Linked DNA regions of Homo sapiens: regions 1, 3, 4 and 5 are each linked to region 2. The links are chromatin contacts, found by Hi-C or POLR2A ChIA-PET in ENCODE. All regions are on one chromosome and are shown on one strand. The core of a region is the stretch at or near the end of the contact, and the rest is flanking DNA. Distances in the headings are between cores, read along the strand shown.

Region 1 (3,601 bases), core at 294-2,793, 1.9 Mb before region 2:
CCAACATGGAGAAACCCCGTCTCTACTAAAAATACAAAATTAGCCAGGCGTGGTGGCGCATTCCTGTAATCCCAGCTGCTCGGGAAGGTGAGGCAGGAGAATCGCTTGAACCCGGGAGGCGGAAGTTGTGGTGAGCCGCGATCGCGCCATTGCACTCCAGCCTGGGCAACAAGAGTGGAACTCCGTCTCGAAAACAACAACAAAAAAAGAGGCTGTAAAAGTAAGAAGCTTGATAATGAGTGGCTTTGTATGCCATGCTAAACAGGACTTTATCTTGAGTGCTACAGAAAAAAAAAAAAGGAGAAAATTTGAGTAAGGGAGTGATGTGGTCAAATTTTAGAAATATAACTCTGGCTACAGGCTTCACAATGGTGAATGTTTTGAAGAAGAGCGTAACTGAAGGCTATTTGATCATTAGCCAAAAAGTGTAAACTTTTACCCATTTTCTGTGTGCAAAAGGATTACAGAAAATTTACAAAACATAAAGTGTGTGAATGAGGCATTTTCCCGACCATATCCACTTAAGTAAAAAACTTAGTACAGTGACAAAAGCTTAGGCACAGAAATGTGGTCTCTTTCTCATACGTAGGCTATCAATAAGTACTCCATAAATTTTTCTAATAAATGCATTTTCAAAAGGCACACGCCACTTGGACACTTCAAATCCCAACCAACTGCTTATCTTTAAAGTTCAGAGCTATATATTTGAGCTCTAAAGGCAAAGAATGACTAATTCTAACAAATTTGAGAGAAAACACCATATCCCAACAACCATAACGTCTACTGGGTCTTCCATTAGTTTCTACAAACCCAGAAATAAAGCAGCAATAAAATGTCCTACCAACACCTTGACTTTCTGTAGTTACTGCGCTTATGAAATTTGCTGCCGTAATCAGGCTACTTAATATTTAGTAAAGCCAAGTTGCAGAGTGAGACGTCTGCCCTAAAACCCTATTACTAACCTTTTTTTTTTTTTTCCGCTGGCGTTATCGCCACTGCTCTAAGAATCACTATTACAGTTGTTGCTGTGGACTTGTTTTCAGATCTTTTGTTGGTGGCCTAGTTGTTGACGCTGGCAAAAACTTTTATTACCTTAAAGAAATCTCGGCAGAGGGAAGTCAGAAACTCGCCAGGAGCTGAAAGCTCTGCCTGCAGCGGGGCCTAGATCGTGAGCGCCTGCGGAACAGGTGAGGGACCGAAAGGGACCAGAACTCTGAAGGGGAACATTTTGGGAGACAGCCGCTCCTGCCAAGGGGCCCGACTTCAACTCCAATGACCCCTCCTCTGGGTGGCTGAGGGATTTCAAGGTCGCTTCGGGACCAAATAAGATAAACCGAATCAGCTACAGCCGAAACCCTCACCCCAACAGCCAACTCACCATGATAAGGAGCTGCACAGCTCCCGCCGGAAGCCGTTCTGGGTGCTCGAGTTTTCCCAGAACGGAAGGGGTGGGGCACCAGTGGGCGATTGGCTGTGAGGAAAGCGTGGGAGGAAGTGCGTGCTCTGGCCTCCGGCTTCCGTCCCCTTCCCGGCTGTCCCTGCACTCCGTGGCGGAAGGCGGCTAGAGCGGCTCCCTCTGAGCTCTCCGAGAGATTGGTCGGGACCTGAAGCGTTGAGGTTAAGGGCAAGGCAAGGAGCAACGAGGAGTTTTTCGTTACGTTAGAAAAATTTCGTTGCGTGCTGAAGCGCTTTTACCTGTGTTGTATGATTTAACCTTATGAAAATGGACAGTATTCCAGTTTTACAAGTGAGGAAAGAAGATTAAGAAACTTGCCTCCGCCAGGCGTGGTGGTTCACTCCTGTAATCCCAGCACTTTCGGCGGCGAGGCAGGCGGATCACTTGAGGTCAGGAGTTCGAGACCAGCCTGGCCAACATGGTGAAACCCCGGCTCTACTAAAAATGCAAAAATTAGCCGGGCGTAGTGGCACGCGCCTGTAATCCCAGCTACTCTGGAGGCTGAGGCAGGAGAATCGCTTGAACCTAGGAGGCGGAGGTTGCAGTGAGCCGAGATCGCGCCACTACACTCCAGCCTGGGCGACAGCGCGAGACTCCGTCTCAAAAAAAAGAAACTTGCCTTGAGTCCTACATATAGTTTGCTGTAGTAGCAGAATTTGAACTCGGACCGACTAATGGTCTACTTAATAAAATGCTATTTGGATTCTCTATAAAATTAATAATATAGAAGTAATGTTAATTATAGAAAACTTGGAAAATATTAAATTCATTCGATAAAGATTGAATATGTAGCACGTGTGTTTGTCAGATACTGGTCTCGTGAAAATTATATTCTGGTAGGGAAGACAGAAAACAAGTAGGGATAAAGAAATTTTTAAAAGATATTCATAAGTAGTGTCGTGTAGAAAACTGGGTATAGGTTGAGTATCCTTCATCCCAAATGCTTAAGACCAGAACTGTTTCAGATTGTGGCTCTTTATCTTGGGGATGGGGCCAGAGGCTAAACTTGAAATTCATTTATGTTTCGTATACACCTTATGCACATAGCCTCAGGGTAATTTTATGCAATTTTAAAAATTGTGTGTGTATCAAACAAAATTTTGACTACAGCTTTTTACATGCGGTCAGGTGTGGAATTTTCCACTGTGGCATCGTGTTGATGATCAAAAAGTTTTGATTTTGGAGCATTTTAATTTCAGATGGTTGGATTAGGGTTGCTGAACATGTAATGGTATACAGAACAACTGAGTAGGTGTGGTGCTCACGTCTGTAATCCCAGCACTTTGGGAGGCCTAGGCGGGCGAATCACGAGGTCAGGAGTTTGAGACCAGCCTGGCCAACATGGTGAAACCCTGTCTGTACTAAAGATAAAAAAAATTAGCTGGGCGTAGTGGCGGGTGCCTGTAATCCCAGCTGCTAAGAAGGCTGAGGCAGGAGAATTGCTTGAACCCGGGAGGCAGAGGTTGCAGTGAGGCGAGATCGTGCCCCTGCTCTCCAGCCTGGGCAACAGTGCAACACTTCATCTCAAAAAAATAAATAAGAAGTAAAAAATAAATAAAATCGTAGGTATTATCATCTATCGACAATCTGTTCTCCACACTGCAGCCACAGTAATCTTTTTTAGTAGAGGAGAGGTCTTGCTATGTTGCGCAGGCTGGTCTGGAACTCCTGGGCTCAAGTGATCCTCCTGCCTCAGCCTCCCAAGATGCTAGCATTACAGGCATGAGCCAACACCCCTGTCCTATACCTAGGATTTAATGAACATTCAATATGTGGTAGGCAGTATTCTAAGAATTTGAGGCCAGGCACAGTGCCTCATGCCTGTAATCCCAGCACTTTGGGAGGCTGAGGCAGGCAGATCACTTGAGGTCAAGAGTTTGAGATCAGCCTGGCCAACATGGCAAAACCCCGTCTCTACTAAAAATATAAAACTTAGCCGGGTGTGGTGGCAGGCACCTGTAATCTCAGCTACTCGGGAGGCTGAGGCAGGAGAATTGCTTGAACCCAGGAGGCGGAGGTTGCACTGAGCTGAGATGAAGCCTGGGTGAGAGAGATTCCATCTCAAAAAAAAAAAAAAAAAGCCGGGTGCAGTGGCTCATGCCTGTAATCCCAGCACTTTGGGAGGCCAAAGCGGGTGGATCACGA
Region 2 (3,899 bases), core at 100-2,599:
AGTTTAGGTTCGGGAGCTGGGCCCTGCAAAGGCAGTTTCCTCCCGGGTCTTGGAAAGGCTGCTGGCGACCTCCAAAGAAAGGAGCCAGAAGAGCGCACGCAGGGTGAAGAGTCTGACGTAGGGGCGGCTCTTCCTCGCTCGGGGCTGTGGCGCCGGCCCGAAAAGTTGAAGCGAGAAGCATGAACTTTCCGCTTCTTGGGCCAGGCCGGACCCCGCCGCGGCTTGCGCCGGTTTTCCCTTCGCTCAGCGCCTGCCGGAGACTCGGGGCCGAGCTCCCCACGTCCGCACCTGAGAGCGCGCTCCGGGGCTGCCGGCGCTCGCCCCCGGCCGCTTCTCCTCTAACCCAGAGCAGGAAGGAAGAAACTGCCAGCAAGGAAGTCCCAGCAGTCAGGGGCCTGCCTCTCTCTGCATCCCTCCCGGCTCCGATCCCCAGTCCGGGGCAAACCTCCGACGCCCCGCGCCCGGCCCGGGCTCCTTCCCCTTCAGCACGGCGAAGGCGGCTCCTCCCAGTCCCGGCCCCCACCAATGTGCGTCGGTTTTTAGGGGCGGTGGAGAGGGCAGGGGTTGAGAGGCTGCAGCGCGTGCCCTGCTGCTTGTGGCTTTAGTGGGGTTACGTGTGGGGAGAGCGTTTCCCGCCCCCCACCCCCCCGGAGCTCTGCAAACCCTGCGGCCGCACCAGCTCAGCCCCGCTGCTGCCGGCCTCGACGTTGAGACTTGCATGCAAACAAAAAGAAAAAGAGGAGGGGCCCGGGAAGAGCAGGAGCCCCCCTGCGCCAAGTGGGGCGCGCGCCTCCTGCAGCTCTCCGCATAGGGTGGTTTCATTGGGGGGGATTCACACGTGACCCCTGGCTCCCCCGCCAACCAATACAAACCCTCCGGCCGTCACTTAGGTGAGGGCTCCGAGTTCACGTCCTTTGTCTGGATGTTCTCAGCACCCCCTCCCCCCACCCCCACCTTTGCAACCTTGACGTTGACTCCTGCACGGGCTCGGGCGGCGGGTTAGCGCTGAGCGCCCGCGCCGCCGGCTGCCCTCGCACCCGGAGCCGGCACGAAGCAGGCGCCCGGGCCCGCAGCCACCGCCGCGAGACAGACGCCCGCCGCAGGCGCAGGGTACTCACCAGTGAATGGGGAAATATATAGACATGAAGTCCTAGGGCAGGCTGACACACGCCCCTGTGATTTAAAAACGGTCCCTGCGTCCCGAGTGAGGATGACACGGGCGCAGACGGGCACGGCAGGCGGCCGAGTGCGGACACCGGGCGCTCGCCGTCCGCCTTCCCAGGACAGCCCCACGGCTAGCGACGTCGGCAAGGTGGACACAACTCCCCGCTCTCCACTGAGCACTCAGCCCCACAAAGAGCCCGGGAAGCCGTATTTATAGGGGCGGGGGCGGGGCTTGGCCCCGAGAGGCCCCGCCCTCCCTCGCCCACTCCTGGAATAACGTCACCAAAATCATGAATGGCTTCAGCGCTCGCAGCTCCGGCGGGCGGCGGCTCGGGGGCGCGCTCGGCTCTGCTCCCGGGGCCGTGGTTCGCTGCGGCTGCGAGCCCGGCCCCCTCCCGCCGCTCTCCCACGCGCACACGCGCTCACTCGCACCGGCCCGGACTCCGCGTCCGCGCCGCTTCCCGCTCACAGCCCCCTCCACGCACACCCCGAACTCCAGCGCGGCGGAGGTGGGCGCAAGGAGGGCGCGGGGGCCGCTCGGGACATGACAGCTCGGCGGCTGCTCTGCGCCGGGGTAGGGCACCCGCCACTCCTCCACCCCAGCCGCCCGGCGCCAGCGCCCTCCTTCCCATCCACTGGCTGTCCCCAGCCCACCTCGGACCCCTCTGAAGCGTTTGTTCCCCATACTAGGCCTCTCTCTGGAATCCTCGCCCGCAGCCTTGCGATCAGCGAGGGGAAACAAGAGCATGGTTAAAGAAGAAGCGGTGGGAAGGTGGCAGAGACGCGGAGCCGGGGGACCGAGTGCCCACGGGGCGCGTTGGCTTGCGAAGGGCTGGTCTGCAGCCCTGAGTTCCGTGGAAGGTTTTATTTGTGGGAGCAAGGATGTGGTGTCGTCCTGGGTAGGATTTTTCCATTGGAGACACACATACGCCCGGTCTGCAGCGGGGGCAGAAGGTGTGGGCGGGCGGTGTGCACGCCGCCCCCCATCCTTGACTCCCACGTCTTCTCCGAGGAGTCGCTCATGACAGCAGAAACAAAGAGCTTTAGCCGAACGCCTCCCACACTGCCCAGGAATTGCAGCTCTGGGCGTCTGTCCAGGCAGTCAAAGCTGCGCAGCCCCCCAGAGCCACATGATGGGAGTCTCACTCGGGACCCAGCGCTGCCGCTCTGTGGCCTCCGCTTCAATCACGCCTGTAAAATGGCTTTAGAACCCTCACCTACCTGTGTATAGGGGCTGAGGAAAGGGGGCGCGGGGAGATCAAAAACTAAGCAAAATTAAATTGGCTTTGAAGTGAATCAGCTTTTTAAAAGAAAGGCAGTGAGTGTATTGAATCCGTATATATGTACTTGAAAGTGGAAACGCATAGCTTATCTCAGGCAAAAGGATGACAGAATTAATGGCGAAGGTTCGACAGGGGTAGGACCCTGAAGGAAGCCGTGAGAGAAGACCCTCATAATTTTCATCAGTCCCCGCAAAACCAGCCCAAACAAAAATTATAAGAATTGATGAGAATAATTTATTTAAAAATAACTGGGCTATTTTCAATCACTTATATGCTTATATGTACAACCTGAGTTAAAATAGTGTGCTTCCTATGAAAACACAGCTTCATGACAAGCCCCTGGCTGCCCCCTCCAACCAGAGAAATTCCCCCACCTCCCAAGCTAAACGCATTCTCTTCCTCTGGGGGTGTTGCCTGATGGAGGGGCTAAACGGGAGATGCTGCAGGGATGGGGTTATTGTTGATGTCCTGCACAGAGGGTGGGGAAGCTTCTCAGTGTCACTAGCCAGGTGTGGCACATTGTCATCTAGGCAGCCACAGGAGACGCCAATGCTTGGAGAGCTAGTTTCCAGGCTGAGACTTCCAGGCACTCAGAGGAAAATGTCTGGGCTAGACCCCGGGTGGGCAGGATGAAGCCTTCTGCCACTTCTTCCCAGTAGCAATCTCTGGTGAGGCTGGGATCAAAGACTGTTGCGCCACTTTTACACATAACAGACACACTTTATGTGTTTGTGATTATTGCCATGTGAAGCTTTCAAAACTCAGAAAGCTATTTCCCTCCCTCCCCATTTTCCCAAATATCTAAATGTCAAAATGGCCTCATTTTGGAGAAGAGGGTGGGGAGTAAGGCCTCCACCAGCTGTTATCTGGCCTCTGGAAAAATCCTCTACATTGGAGTGCATTGAGGGAATTACCTGAGGCCTACTCTTTGGGAAACTTATTAATGCCCATTTTAGCTAAAGTTCATCTCTGTCAGTAAGTTAAAATAGAAATAAGCCTGGGGTTGTGATCCCCAGTCTGCATTTTCTGTTTCTCCTCTGGAATCACAGTGACACATCCATTCATTTGAAAATATGGGAGGTGGCTGGGTGCGGTGGCTCACGCCTGGTAATCCCAGCACTTTGGGAGGCTGAGGCAGGTGGATCACCTGAGGTCAGGAGCTCAAGACCAATCTGACCAACACGGTGAAACCCCGTCTCTACTAAAAATACAAAAATTAGCTGGGCGTGGTAGTGGGTGCCTATAATCCCAGCTACTTGGGAGTCTGAGGCAGGAGAATCGCTTGAACCTGGGAGGCAGAGGTTGCAGTAGGCCGAAATTGTGCACTCCAGCCTGGGCAACAAAAGTGTGACTCCGTCTCAAAAAAATAAAATAAAATAAAATAAAATAAATAAAATAAAATATGGGAGGCGTGGGGCTAAGCTTTGATGCAACCATAACTAGCATGCCATT
Region 3 (3,761 bases), core at 395-2,894, 1.8 Mb after region 2:
CAGCCTCCTGTCCGTGATCCTTACAGAAGACGGGTCGGCGGGGGGGCAGGCAGGCAGGCAGGGGGCACACAGGCGGCATGAGCCAACCAAGGCTGGCTTCTTCCTTCCTGACCTTCGCACCTGATTCCCAGAGCGGCAGCCCTCGCCCTCGCTCCAGATTACTTGAAGGAGTCCAACCATGTTTCTGGGTCCCCAACCCCTTTCAGAAAGGAGTTATGACTGATGGAGAACGGGGAGGAGAGAGAGAGGGCTTTCCTGAAGGAATAGGGTCCCAGGATGTCGAGAGGTGCCAGTGGGTGCAAAGATTTTCTTGTCTGTCCACCACCCAGAGAGAAGACGCGGGGCAGGGGTGGGGGGGGGGGGGCAGACACTGGGGAGGGGGAGTAGTTCTTGGAAGGAGGTAACAGGCTCCTGGTAGGGGGCCTACAATTCCAGGAGTCTATCTGGGTAAAATATAACGTGAGAGGAAAAGGGCATGTTGTCTCTTCAAGCCCACTCTCCAATCCCCTAGTTTAAAAGGGGGTGGGGGGGAAGGGGAGGACGAAAATCCAGAACTTACAACGGTGGCCCGTAGGTATTTTCTCGCCAAGAAAAAGAAAAGAAAGCAAAAGAGGCAGTGGCGGCGAGAAGAGGGCAGGGGTCCGCCCGCGCCGCCAGGTGCACCGGGGCCCGCACCTACCTGCTGGCCGCCGCCGCCGCTGGAGTAGGACTCGGCGTGCGCAGGAGAGCCGCTGCTGCCCCGGGACGAGGTGTCAAAGTTCCCGGGATAATCCTGGTACATGATCCGCGGTGGGGGCCGGAGAGGAAACAGGGTGTTTTTCTTCCCCCGCCCTCGCCGCGGCCGCGCACCGGCTGCTGCGCGCTCGTTCGTCCGCCGGCCGCGCCGCGGGCTCTGGGCTTCGCTCCTGGGTTTCTCCCCCACCGCGGAGGGCGAGGACAGGGAGGCGGCGACACCTCAGGAACAGCGTCCCCCGAGCGTCCCTTACAGCACTTCTTTCCGGCTCTGCGAGCGCCGCGGGACCAGTTGTCCACCCGATCCCTCCCTCTAAAAAGTCGGCGCGTCTCTCGGTCCCTCCCCTGCGCGCGCCCTCCCGCCCCCGCGCGCAGCCGGAGCTCAGCGGGGACCCACGGCCCAATCAAAAATTGGAAATTAAAAAAAAGATTAGGAGCCCAGCGAGCCTGGCCTGCCAGCCCTGGGGACCCCCGATTTCAGACAGGGCCAAAAAGGCGGAAAGAAAAGCTGTCCGCTGGGAGAAACTTCTGTTTCTTCCTTTTAGAAAAGGAGCCGGAGAATAAACTTCCCGTGGCCGACTCGCCGCCCGAGTTTCGGGGCGGCTCGGATACTTGACTAGGAGAAGGCGGCGTGCGCCCGTCCCGCGGCCCCGAGCGCGCCAGGGGGACAGCGGCTCGTGGGGCTCAAGTAGAGCTGGCGCTGAGAGGGACGCGGCCCCGCTCCCCGCTCCGGCGCCCAGACCCGCACCCCTTCCCCGGAGCCCGCTCCCGGACGGGCCCGCCTCGCCCGGCCGCGCCTCTCCCTCTCTCTCTCTCTCTCTCTCCCTCTTTCTGTCCCCGCCGAGCGCCGCTCGTTCGCTCGCTCGCTGGTTCGCTCGGAGCCCTAGCGCTCTGCCCGAGATGAGTCACTACAATGGCACGAGTTCAACTCACACTCTTTATTCTCCAGCCCTGTACCATGTGGATTCACTCACGTCAACCCCAGACTCCACCTTGCAGGGAGGAGCGCACGAGGAGGCGGGGGGAGGAGGCCGCGGAGGAGGAAGAGGCGCGGGAGGGGAGGAGGCGGGCGCAGCTCTCCCCTCCCAGCCCCGGCTCCCGGCCGCGCTGACGCCAACCGCGCACCCCGCGCGAGGAAGCCAGGCGGTGGCACGGGCGGGAGCGGGCGCCACGCACGGTTCGGAGGCGCCGAGGCAGCCCCGGCCCTCCCCAGTCCCCCGCTCACCCCCCGGGCCCAGCGCCCTTGGTCTGTTCCATTGGCGCACGTTGCCAAAGATGGTCATTTGCGTTAGAGGACGCGAGTGCGGGTTTCCTCGCTTTCGGGTGACGTGGAGGGAGAGGGATTCCCTCGCCCGCTCCCGAGTGCGCTGCGGCCTCTCCCCCGCCCTGGGAAGGGGCTCGGGGCGGGGCCCCGAGAGCGGCCGCGCGGGTCTCGCCTCCGGATTTTAGAAAATAATCACAGCCCTGACGGCGAGACGGGCGGTTCGGTGCGGCGCCACCGGGAGGCCGGGAGCCGGGCGCGCAGAGCCGCTCGCAGGGAGGGCGCGGCTGCGCGCGGTCGTAGGCGCCCTCCGCGGCGCCGCCGAGTGCAGCGGGCGCCCCGGGCGCGCAGGGTGCCCGCGCCGCCCTGCGGCCGGGTGTTGGCGGGGCACGGCGCCGGGCGGGGCTGGCCTGCCTATTTTTCCCTCCGTGGCGGTCTGCCTACCGGTTCCCTTTTTGTTTTTTGTTTTTCATGTTTTCGGTCCTACAGTTAATTCGTTAGGAGTAGCCTTGAAGATGAAATTAACCAGTCAAGACATTCCGGCCGCCCTATACGCCGGGCAATTAGGACGCATCTAATAAGAGTAATCGGGCGTTTATAAGCAAACTCCAGACTGTTACGAATTAAAAAAAAAAAAAAAAAGCCAGCGAGAGGGTGTGCCCCAACGTTGTCGTCTTCAGCTGTTTTGGAGCGAAGTTCAGGGCGCGGGTTGCCGGACATTTGGGTCCTCCTCCCTCGCTGGGCGGGGCTGGGAGGGGCGCGGCGCAGGGTACAGAGCACAGACCTTAGAGCAGGAACGCCCGGCTACGCTATTTACGAGCTGTGAGATCTTGGACGAATTCCTTAACCTCTCTGGGCCTCAGTTTCCTCCTATAAAGTGAAGGAGTTTGGAGACATGACCTTAGGCCCTTCTCTGCTCTGGAGCTCCAATCCTTCCGCTGAGATGATGGTGTGTGTGAATGGAGAAGTACTGTAGCGGAAGTCAGGGAACTTAGGTTTTGGTCCAGGGTCTGTGTTAGCCTCAGTTTACCCAATTCTTAAGTAGCGCCAGCCATCTGTACCCCACAGGGTCCTTATGAGGACCCAATGTTAAGAGGTGTTGAGAGTCCATTGCTGACAACTCGCTGTGCACCGTCACACAACTTCTGTCCTCAGTTTCCTTATCTGCAAAGTGGGGGTGTTGGTAGCAGAGAAAAATAGAGCCGGGAACGCGAAGCTTTCCTGGGGCTCTATATAAAGCGCTGGCATTTCCGGGACGGCTGGCGGCATCTGGCCGCCCCAAGGGCCCCAAGATACGGTAATCCCAAACAATACTCGGGGTCATTGTTTACAGCTATAAAACACATTCTGTCCTGAACGCTATCCCCAAGGACGCGCGCGCGTGCGCGACGAGGCGAGGCCAGCCAGACTCCTCGCACCTCCGCTGCTGCCCGCTGGACAGAGTCCCCAACTCCGCAGGCCCAGGAGAGGGGTGTGGGGCAGGCGGACGCGCGCGCCGGCCGTGGGTGCTTTGCTTTTTTCTTCCCCCTCCCCATCCCTGCGTCCTGGCTTGCCTGGGTGTTTACGCGCCTCTCCCAGCAGGACTGAGTAAATGCAGTCCTTTGACGCAAAACGAATCAGTCCTTCCCCAGCGGCAGCAGCAAAACTCAGAAAACTGGGGGTGGGGGTAGGGACGGGAGGGGCACAGAAGAAATCGTGACATTTTCCCACTCGGTTCTCAGCCCCTCCCCGCGCCACGCGGGCCTCAGGCCGCCCTAGCCAAGTCTTG
Region 4 (3,723 bases), core at 840-3,339, 1.8 Mb before region 2:
AGAAGCAAGATCTCAGCATACTGGAAGTAAGGATAAAAGGGGAGAATTGTAAAAGTTAGACTTCTCCTAATTTCACTTATTTTCCATAAAAGAAATTTCATTATTAGCACAGGTTTGGAATAACCTCCTTTATCTTTTGGGCCTCATTTTCTTCATCTCTAAAATGCTGATACCAATAATACCTTCATCTCACAAAGTTATTGTGAGGATTAAATAACACTTTTCATGGTCTGGGATGGTTGCTATTTTTTTTAAAAAGAAAAAAGATAACACATGCAAAGCTAATAGCACAATGCCTGGCACATATAATAAAAAATGTTAGCTTAAGGCCAGGCGCGGTGGCTCATGCCTGTATTACCAGCACTTTGGGAGGCCGAGGCGACCCGATCACGAGGTCAGGAGATGGAGACCATCCTGGCCAACATGGTGAAATCCCTACTCTACTAAAAATACAAAAATTAGCCAGGCGTGGTGGTGCGTGCCTGTAATCCCAGCTACTCGGGAGGCTGAGGCAGGAGAATCGCTGGAACCAGGGAGTCGGAGGTTGCAGTGAGCCGAGACTGCACCATTGCACTCCAGCTTGGGCGACAGGGCGAGATTCCGTCTCAAAAAAAAAAAAAAGTTAGCTTAAAAGAAACCCGAAAGATGTAGTATCCTTGCTTTCATTCAGAAACATACATAGTTGTTTTAGGTTTTACTGTAAAGTGGTATGTTTAAGTTTACGCAATCCATTCATCAAACATTTCAACTTGGAAATTAAAGGCTACTTTGGAATACTGTTTTAATTAAAATCAAAGCAACAGGGGGAAAAGTTTTATGCTAAATATAACTTCATTGAAAAAGTATTCAGGAATCGTTGTACTGATAAAATGATTATCTTGATTAAAATGATGCAAATTCAACTGCAGTCATATGCAGCTATTTCTTTCAAAATTGTCACCATTTGTTCTTTTTTTCTGACACTACAATACTCTGCTTTCATTAAAAGCCAGTAAGGCGGCACTGCTTCTTCAATATCAAAACCTTTTGGAAACCTTGGTTCAGAGGAAGCTGCACACTCTTCACAGTGCTAGAAAGGATCAGTGTGGTCACTCTAGGACAAATGTCACTGTCATCAACACGTCTGGGTGTCTCATAGTGACCTGGGTCATGCAGAAGTGTGGGGGAAGGCTGGTGTCTGAAACAAAGTCGACAGCTACAGTGCCCTGAAAGGGGAGAGGTTTTAAGAATACTAGAAGATGAGGCTCCGACCTACGGGAAAGCAGTCTCCCGGGGCATATCAATTCCGGGGGTGCACCGTCCCCTCCCGCAGAAAAGGGACGCAGGTGTTGCCCTCCCCCGGCGACCCCACCGCCTTCTTCCCGGCGCCGCCGCCCCCTCCCCCAGCCCCCTAGTTACCTTTCTCATCCTCATCGATGCGCAGGGCAATGGAGATGTACTCGAAGGCCTGTTTGTGGAAGACTCGGACGCGCTCGGCCTCGCCGCCCGGCACCGGCGCCGGGGCCGAGGCCGAGGCAGGTGCTGGCGCGGCCCCGGAGCTCCTCTTGGCTGCCATGAGGGCGCGGGAGAAGCGCTGGCAGAGCCACACGAAGAGGAGCCCCAGGTGGAAGGCGACCAAACGCAGCAGCGCGAAGCCTACAAACAGCGGGTAGGAGAAATAGTACAGGTTCCGCTTATGCGGCGACTCGGGCGGAGGGGCCGGCCCGGCGGCGGGAGGGGCGGGGGCCAGGCAAGGGGGCGGAGGCCTGGGAGGCACCGGGTTGCTGGCGCCGCCGGAGCCTTTCTTCTTCCCTCGTCCACCCGGAGAATTCATTCACAGCTCTCACTGCCGCCGCCGCCATAACCCGCCTCCCGCAGACCGACGGGAACCAAGCGACGGCGGCAGCCACTGCTACGGCGGGGGCCACAGACCCCCGTGTGCCCGCCGGTCTCAGGAGCTCCGCACTGCCGCACGCTGCCCGCCGGCCCCGCCCCTTTCTCCTTCCTCGGCCAGGAGCACAACCCCTTCTCCTCCTGCAGTCGGTGGCTCGGGCCCCTCCCTTCCTGTCGCTGTCCTCTCCGCCGCCTGGTGGCTCCCAGCGGCGGCCGCGCACGCGCACGTCTTCCCGTGTTTTTCTCCGGCGCGCGCGCGCACGGCGCGTCTTTGTTGACCGGGGCCCCTGTACGCGTGTGCGGCCCCCGCCTCTCGGCTTTCCCACTCAACTACAGTTCCCAATGTGCAGTTCGGCTCACGTCGGCAGCCCTGGAGAGCTCCTGCCAGGAAGCCTTCGTAATCGATCCACGGAAGGGGGAATTGCGGCTTGGGGTCGCTCTGCTGGTTCGCTAGGCTCCTCTCTCAGTGTCGTCGTTTTCTTAGATTTCTTTCATCTTTTTCTGCCAGGCGACCTAAGTCTTCTCCGAAGGATAATTGGCCCATCTCAGAAGCAATGGATATCAATCTGGGAATTAAATTAGCCGGGCGTGGGGGCGCGCGCCTGTAGTCCCAGCTGGTTGGAAGGCTAAGGCCGGAGAATCGCTTGAACTCGGGAGGCAGAGGCTGCAAGTGAGCTGAGATCGCGCCACTGCACTCCAGCCTGGGCGACAGAGCGAGACTCCGTCTCCAGAAAAAATAAAATAAAAATTTAAAATCTGGGAATTATTTGAGAGGAAAGCAATTGTGAAGATAAGAAACTTCAGGTCACTGCAAACAACAGCAACAAAAATGTTAGCTCAGTGTGATGAGATCAACTAACCCAGGGGTTTAACTAAATTAGTGCATATTTAGATGTCTAATATGAAAGATAATTTATTTGAATAAGGGAAATCTTAGGTTTTGCATAGTTACCATCCCATAGTTTACTGAAGAATCTACACTTTTTTTTTAATCTACTCAGCATCCCTTCCTTTGGGAAACTACCTGCTTGTCTCTGCTCCCTGTATTCTAATGAGCTGCAAGCACAGAACCCAGACCGCAAAGGCGGAAGCAAACACTAGGTCAGTCAGATTCTCCTGGGACCTGGAATCTTGGCTGGAGACCCACCGAATAGAAAGTAACTGGAAACGAGTGCTCTTAAGAGCGGGTTTATCAATGCATCACATTGAGCTCCCCCAGAGCTGCTGGGTTCCTGACTGGTCACTTGGTTATGTAATCTATCCAATACACTAATCAGTCTGTTTCTCTGTTTCTCTCTTCCTCTCTCCTTTCCCCCTTCCTTCCTTTCGTCTTTTCCTCTCTCTCCCTCTCTCTCTATCTCCACGTCTTTTTTCTCTTCTCTTTCTCTTTTTACTTGAGTTAGCCATAATTATTTCTTGTTTCCTAAAACTAAGGAAGCCAAACTGATAAAAAGACTCCGTTATTTACAATGTGAGGTTTCCAAATGCCCCATGAGAGCTTCCAGCTTCCAAGAATCTCCACATTCTGCCACAGCTTTATTTTTTTATTTTTTGGACAGGGTTTCACTCCATTGCCCAGGCTGGAGTGCAGTGGCGCAAACAACATGACTCACTGCAACCTCCACCTCCCTGGCTCAGGTGATCCTTCCACCTCAGCCTCCCGAGTAGCTGGGATCACAGGCACACGCCACTGGGCCCGACTAATTTTTGTATTCTTTATAGAGCCAGGGTTTCACCATGTTGCCCAGGCTGGTCTCCAACTCCTGGGCTCAAGCAATCCGCCTGCCTCAGCCTTCCAAAGTGTTGGGATTACAGGCATGAGCCACCCCATCGCGCCCCCAGCTAATTTTT
Region 5 (3,681 bases), core at 1,012-3,511, 1.2 Mb after region 2:
GGCCCTATATCCTGACAGCTAAAGCTCCTGGGGCCAGCTGGCTGAGGTTTGTGGGCTCTGGTTTACCCTCTCATTCTCTAGGTGAGGAATACTCTCTCTACTTGCTTAACACACCGCAAGGGGCAGCTGCTTGATGTGTCAAGACCCCAGCTTTGGAGCCGTGGAAACTTGGCTGCAAGCCTGATGGGGCTCAGCGACCAGGGAGGACATCCTGCTCACAGAGCCTTCGTGTGCCAGCTCGTCTGTCACACACGGCCAGAATTGTCTCTCTTATCGAGGCCGTGGCAAGCTGCACAAGCTGGTGTACGTCATCACACCTGACGTACCAGAGCAGGTGTCAATAAATGTCACTTCTCTTCCACACCTCGCCCGGGCCCGCTGCCACCCTCCGGTTAGACCTCCGGTGACTTCAGCTTCCTGCTGTGAAATGAAGGGCCCAGACACAAGAGCTCTCAGATCTCCTCTGGCCCTAATTCTGTTTCCCTGACCCAGCCCAGGAATGTAGAGAGTCAAATAACAAAGGGAGGTGTGCATGGAAGATACGTACCCAGAGATGCAGGGGTCTTCTCCCGAGGCCCACTCCCCCGAGCCAATCTTAAAAGAACGGGGGAGAGAAAAGCATCATGAGGGATGGCCAGCCAGAGACACTGCTGGGGGAGCCCAGGGTGGCTCCAGGATGGGGCAATGGCCGAGATGGGGGACAGAGGGGACGGCACTGTTATCCCTGCAGAGGCTCTTGGCCCAGGATTCAAGCTGCAGGAGATACAGCTCCCTCTGCAAACACAAGGGCAGGCTGACCACCAGGCCAGGTTCAGCCCCATTTCCTGGCAGTGCAGCTCGCGCATTCCCCAGGAGGCTGACACCCACACAGAAACTGCTGACTTAAAGGAAGCCCCCACCCTCCCGCTGTGCTGCTTGGGCCTGTGGAGTTGACAGCAGCTGCAGTAAACAAGGGTAAACTGCCTCCCAGCTTAGACAGCACTGAGCTCAAGTTCTCCAAGCTGCCCCAACCCCGTGAGAGCTCAGTGACCCCTAAATAGTCCCACTCGTGATTGTAATCCCCATCCCAGGGCCTGGGGGGCGGAGCTGATCCCCTTTGCTGTGGCAGGAAGTCACCACTGTTTTGTACCAGAAGCTCAATCCCAATTACCCACAGGAGGGGGAAGACAGTGGCATCCCTGGCACTGGTTTTAATTGTAATTTCTTAAGTTGGAAGCACCATTTACTTATTCAACAGATATTTACTGAAGACCTACTATGTGTCAAGCACTATTCTAGACACTGGGAATGGAGCATCAATAAGACATGACACTCCCCGCCCTCCGGGAGCTCAGGTTCCCATGGAGACCAGCCCTGCAGCGTCCTACATGGCTTTCCCTTCTCGGTGGACATCAGGACCCACTGGGGGGCTGACAGAGTAACAAGCCACAGCAACAGGTCAGGAACACAATATCCCACACACTGGCCTCAGAGGATCACAGTCCAGGCCGGGCTGCAGGAGGGGCGGTAGGACAGCCCCCCTCAGTGCCTGCCTGGATGCAGGGGAACCCTGATCCTTGGGGACTGTGGAGGTCAGGGGAGTCCACAGGAGGAGCGGAGCTTCAACCTGGGCGTAGATCAGCCGGGATTCGCCATTGCTCCCAGGGCCAGGCCCAGCCTCTTGGGTCTGGACCCACAGGGAGGGATCGTGTGGGCTGGAGATAGTAAGCGAATGCTCCAGGGCACCCCTGACCTGGGGAGCTCGCCCACTAGGCCTTTGCCATTGTAACCCACCACTGCTTAACCACTGCCCAACGGCACTAAGAGGATTGGAGGCGGGCGGGGAGGGGAAGTGGAGCATCAAAGTCCACACAGTTGCCCTTGGCTTCTATGAGCTCATGGAGGTCCCAGGCTGCCTGAGGTGAGCACAGGATGCCAAAAACCCCAATGCTTATGCCTCGGCTTTGCCCCTGGGGCCCTGAGCTGCAGCCTCCCCCGCTCTGCGCCCCCCCAACACACACACACACACACACACACACACCTGCTCTGAGCAAGGGATTTGGCCTCAGAGGACTTGGCGCAGCTTCTCTTAAGCTGTGGACCCTGGGGAAGCCTCTTGCCCTCCCCTTCTCTAGCGACCCCACAGCAGAAAGGACTGAGGCCAAGACAGGCCATGCCGATCAGGGCCCCTGCCTTCCTGCACGTGGCAGCCCCGCCCCACCCTGTGCGAACCTCACAGAAAACCCACCACCGCTCAGGCTCCTCCGCAGGCCCCAAGGAGGTGGGTGGAGCAGGAGCAGCAAAGCCCTGTTTCCAGCAAGAGCCCCTCCCGGCTCCAACCCAAACGTCTAAGCATGTCCAAGAGTGGCCTCAGCACTGTCCCCAGCACCTGCCTCTTCTCCTATGCCCTGTCTCCAAGAAGGGTGCCAGTATCTGTCCAGTGGCTGAAGCCAGGAACCCCGGCATGGTCTCAGCTCCCCCATCTTCAGCCCACATCTACCCCGTGGCTTAGCCCTGCCATTCATCCCGCCCCGCCCCCACCTCTGCATCCTCAGCCCACAGACTCCCTGCCTCTGCCCTGCTCAGCCACCCTTTGCCTTCTCCCCGGATTCCTGCAGCAGCCCCACCTCCATCTACACGGTCCATGCCACTCTGAGGTTGCCAACATGGCCTTTCTAAGTCACAGCAGATGCCACTTTCACACCCGAAAGCCTTTGGTGGCACCTCCTTACAGGAGGATGAAGCTCCCACTTCTCAGTTGGCACACAGGCCCTTCACCCCCACCCCGCAGGCTGTCACGCAAGGATGCAGGGGCTCACTCCTCCTTCCGTCTCTCCCTCTTCCACCTCCATCTCCATCTCGCAAGTGTGCCCTCATCCTGCCCTGAGAAGTCTGCCTGGCATGATTCAGATCTCTTTCTCCTGGGTCACCAACATGACAGGCAGCCTTCGCCTACGCACCCACCTCTCTGAACTTCACCTTGATGACTTCCTGGCTGGAGCACACAGATTGTGACCTATGCACCTGGCACATAGTAGGTGCTTAACAGCTTTTAGGTGAGTAAACGGACAGATGGATGACTGAAATGGTAATAGAGCCTCCATCCCCTCCATTGGCTAGAGAGCCCCACATTGTCAACAAAGGGAAATCCATGTCACAAACCAAACAGGAAAGGACAGATATTTATTACGGAACTAATCCATGCCAGGTACCAATCCTGGCCCCACAGAAGCCACAGAGGTTTTTGACATATGGCCCCTGCCCTGTGGTGCTCCAAGTTAAAGAACAGAATGAGGTTTAAATAAAATAGGCTGGCCAGGTGCGGTGGCTTCTACCTGTAATCCCAGCACTTTGGGAGGCCGAGGTGGGCAGATCACCTGAGATCAGGAGTTCAGGACAAGCCTGGGCAACATGGTGAAAGCCCAGCTCTACTAAAAATACAAAAATTAGCCGGGCCTGGTGGTGCATGTCTGTAATCCTAGCTACTTGGGAGGCTGAGGCAGAAGAATTACTAGAACCAGGGAGGCAGAGGTTACAATAAGCAGAGATCGTGCCACTGCACTCCAGCCTGGGTAACAGAGCAAGACTCCATCTCAAAAAAATATATATATTTTTAATTGGCTGGGTGCAGTGGCTCACGCCTGTAATCCCAGCACTTTGGGAAGCCAAAGTGGGCAGATCACCTAAGGTCAGGAGTTCAAG

What was found. Hi-C counts contacts between places; a loop is a spot of excess contacts on that map. ChIA-PET counts read pairs that join two places held with the same protein, here RNA polymerase II (POLR2A). Pooled maps may share reads with other maps.
Region 1: a pooled map shows a loop between it and region 2 (13-fold over the local background). The contact joins the promoter of SLC30A6-DT here to the promoter of LBH in region 2. A Hi-C loop is called at or near these places in 7 of 50 pooled maps. POLR2A ChIA-PET finds 5 or more read pairs at or near these places in 2 of 52 experiments (T-cell and naive thymus-derived CD4-positive, alpha-beta T cell).
Region 3: a loop to region 2 is called in a pooled map, with 5 times the contacts of the local background. The contact joins the promoter of FOSL2 here to the promoter of LBH in region 2. A Hi-C loop is called at or near these places in 7 of 50 pooled maps.
Region 4: a loop to region 2 is called in a map of CD8-positive, alpha-beta T cell, with 12 times the contacts of the local background. The contact joins the promoter of SPAST here to the promoter of LBH in region 2. A Hi-C loop is called at or near these places in 1 of 168 maps with a recorded cell type or tissue (CD8-positive, alpha-beta T cell), 1 of 37 single-sample maps with no recorded cell type and 8 of 50 pooled maps. POLR2A ChIA-PET finds 5 or more read pairs at or near these places in 1 of 52 experiments (K562).
Region 5: a map of natural killer cell shows a loop between it and region 2 (7-fold over the local background). The contact joins the enhancer-like site here to the promoter of LBH in region 2. A Hi-C loop is called at or near these places in 1 of 168 maps with a recorded cell type or tissue (natural killer cell) and 4 of 50 pooled maps. POLR2A ChIA-PET finds 5 or more read pairs at or near these places in 1 of 52 experiments (WTC11).

Annotation. Positions count from the first base shown.
Region 1 is chr2:32,163,681-32,167,281 of GRCh38, reverse strand. It overlaps SLC30A6-DT (SLC30A6 divergent transcript), which reads left to right and starts at 1,543. Exons shown (of 1, transcript NR_185886.1): 1 at 1,543-2,241. It overlaps SLC30A6 (solute carrier family 30 member 6), which reads right to left and starts at 1,418. Exons shown (of 14, transcript NM_017964.5): 1 at 1,379-1,418. The coding sequence starts at 1,381. RefSeq lists an enhancer at 1-98.
Region 2 is chr2:30,228,984-30,232,882 of GRCh38, reverse strand. It overlaps LBH (LBH regulator of Wnt signaling pathway), which reads right to left and starts at 1,349. Exons shown (of 3, transcript NM_030915.4): 1 at 1,119-1,349. The coding sequence starts at 1,144. RefSeq lists silencers at 350-409, 420-619, 1,010-1,099, 1,300-1,849 and enhancers at 1,653-2,167, 2,168-2,683.
Region 3 is chr2:28,390,741-28,394,501 of GRCh38, reverse strand. FOSL2 (FOS like 2, AP-1 transcription factor subunit) reads right to left here and starts at 1,644. Exons shown (of 4, transcript NM_005253.4): 1 at 680-1,644. The coding sequence starts at 781. The region is part of intron 1 of FOSL2-AS1 (FOSL2 antisense RNA 1); the gene reads left to right. RefSeq lists enhancers at 1-26, 27-527, 683-1,614 and silencers at 645-821, 1,308-2,427.
Region 4 is chr2:32,061,922-32,065,644 of GRCh38, reverse strand. SPAST (spastin) reads right to left here and starts at 2,089. Exons shown (of 17, transcript NM_014946.4): 1 at 1,399-2,089. The coding sequence starts at 1,813. RefSeq lists silencers at 1,226-1,355, 1,386-1,805, 1,866-2,005 and enhancers at 1,377-2,177, 2,226-2,295.
Region 5 is chr2:29,008,368-29,012,048 of GRCh38, reverse strand. It overlaps TOGARAM2 (TOG array regulator of axonemal microtubules 2), which reads right to left. Exons shown (of 20, transcript NM_199280.4): 7 at 548-594. Among named protein-coding and RNA genes, the nearest start is that of TOGARAM2, 29 kb to the right of the region's middle. RefSeq lists an enhancer at 758-887. Within about 2 kb of position 2,261, at least 3 of the 41 ENCODE cell types and tissues checked have a DNase peak (open chromatin) inside an H3K27ac peak, as active enhancers do; they include natural killer cell, where a contact is called at or near this core.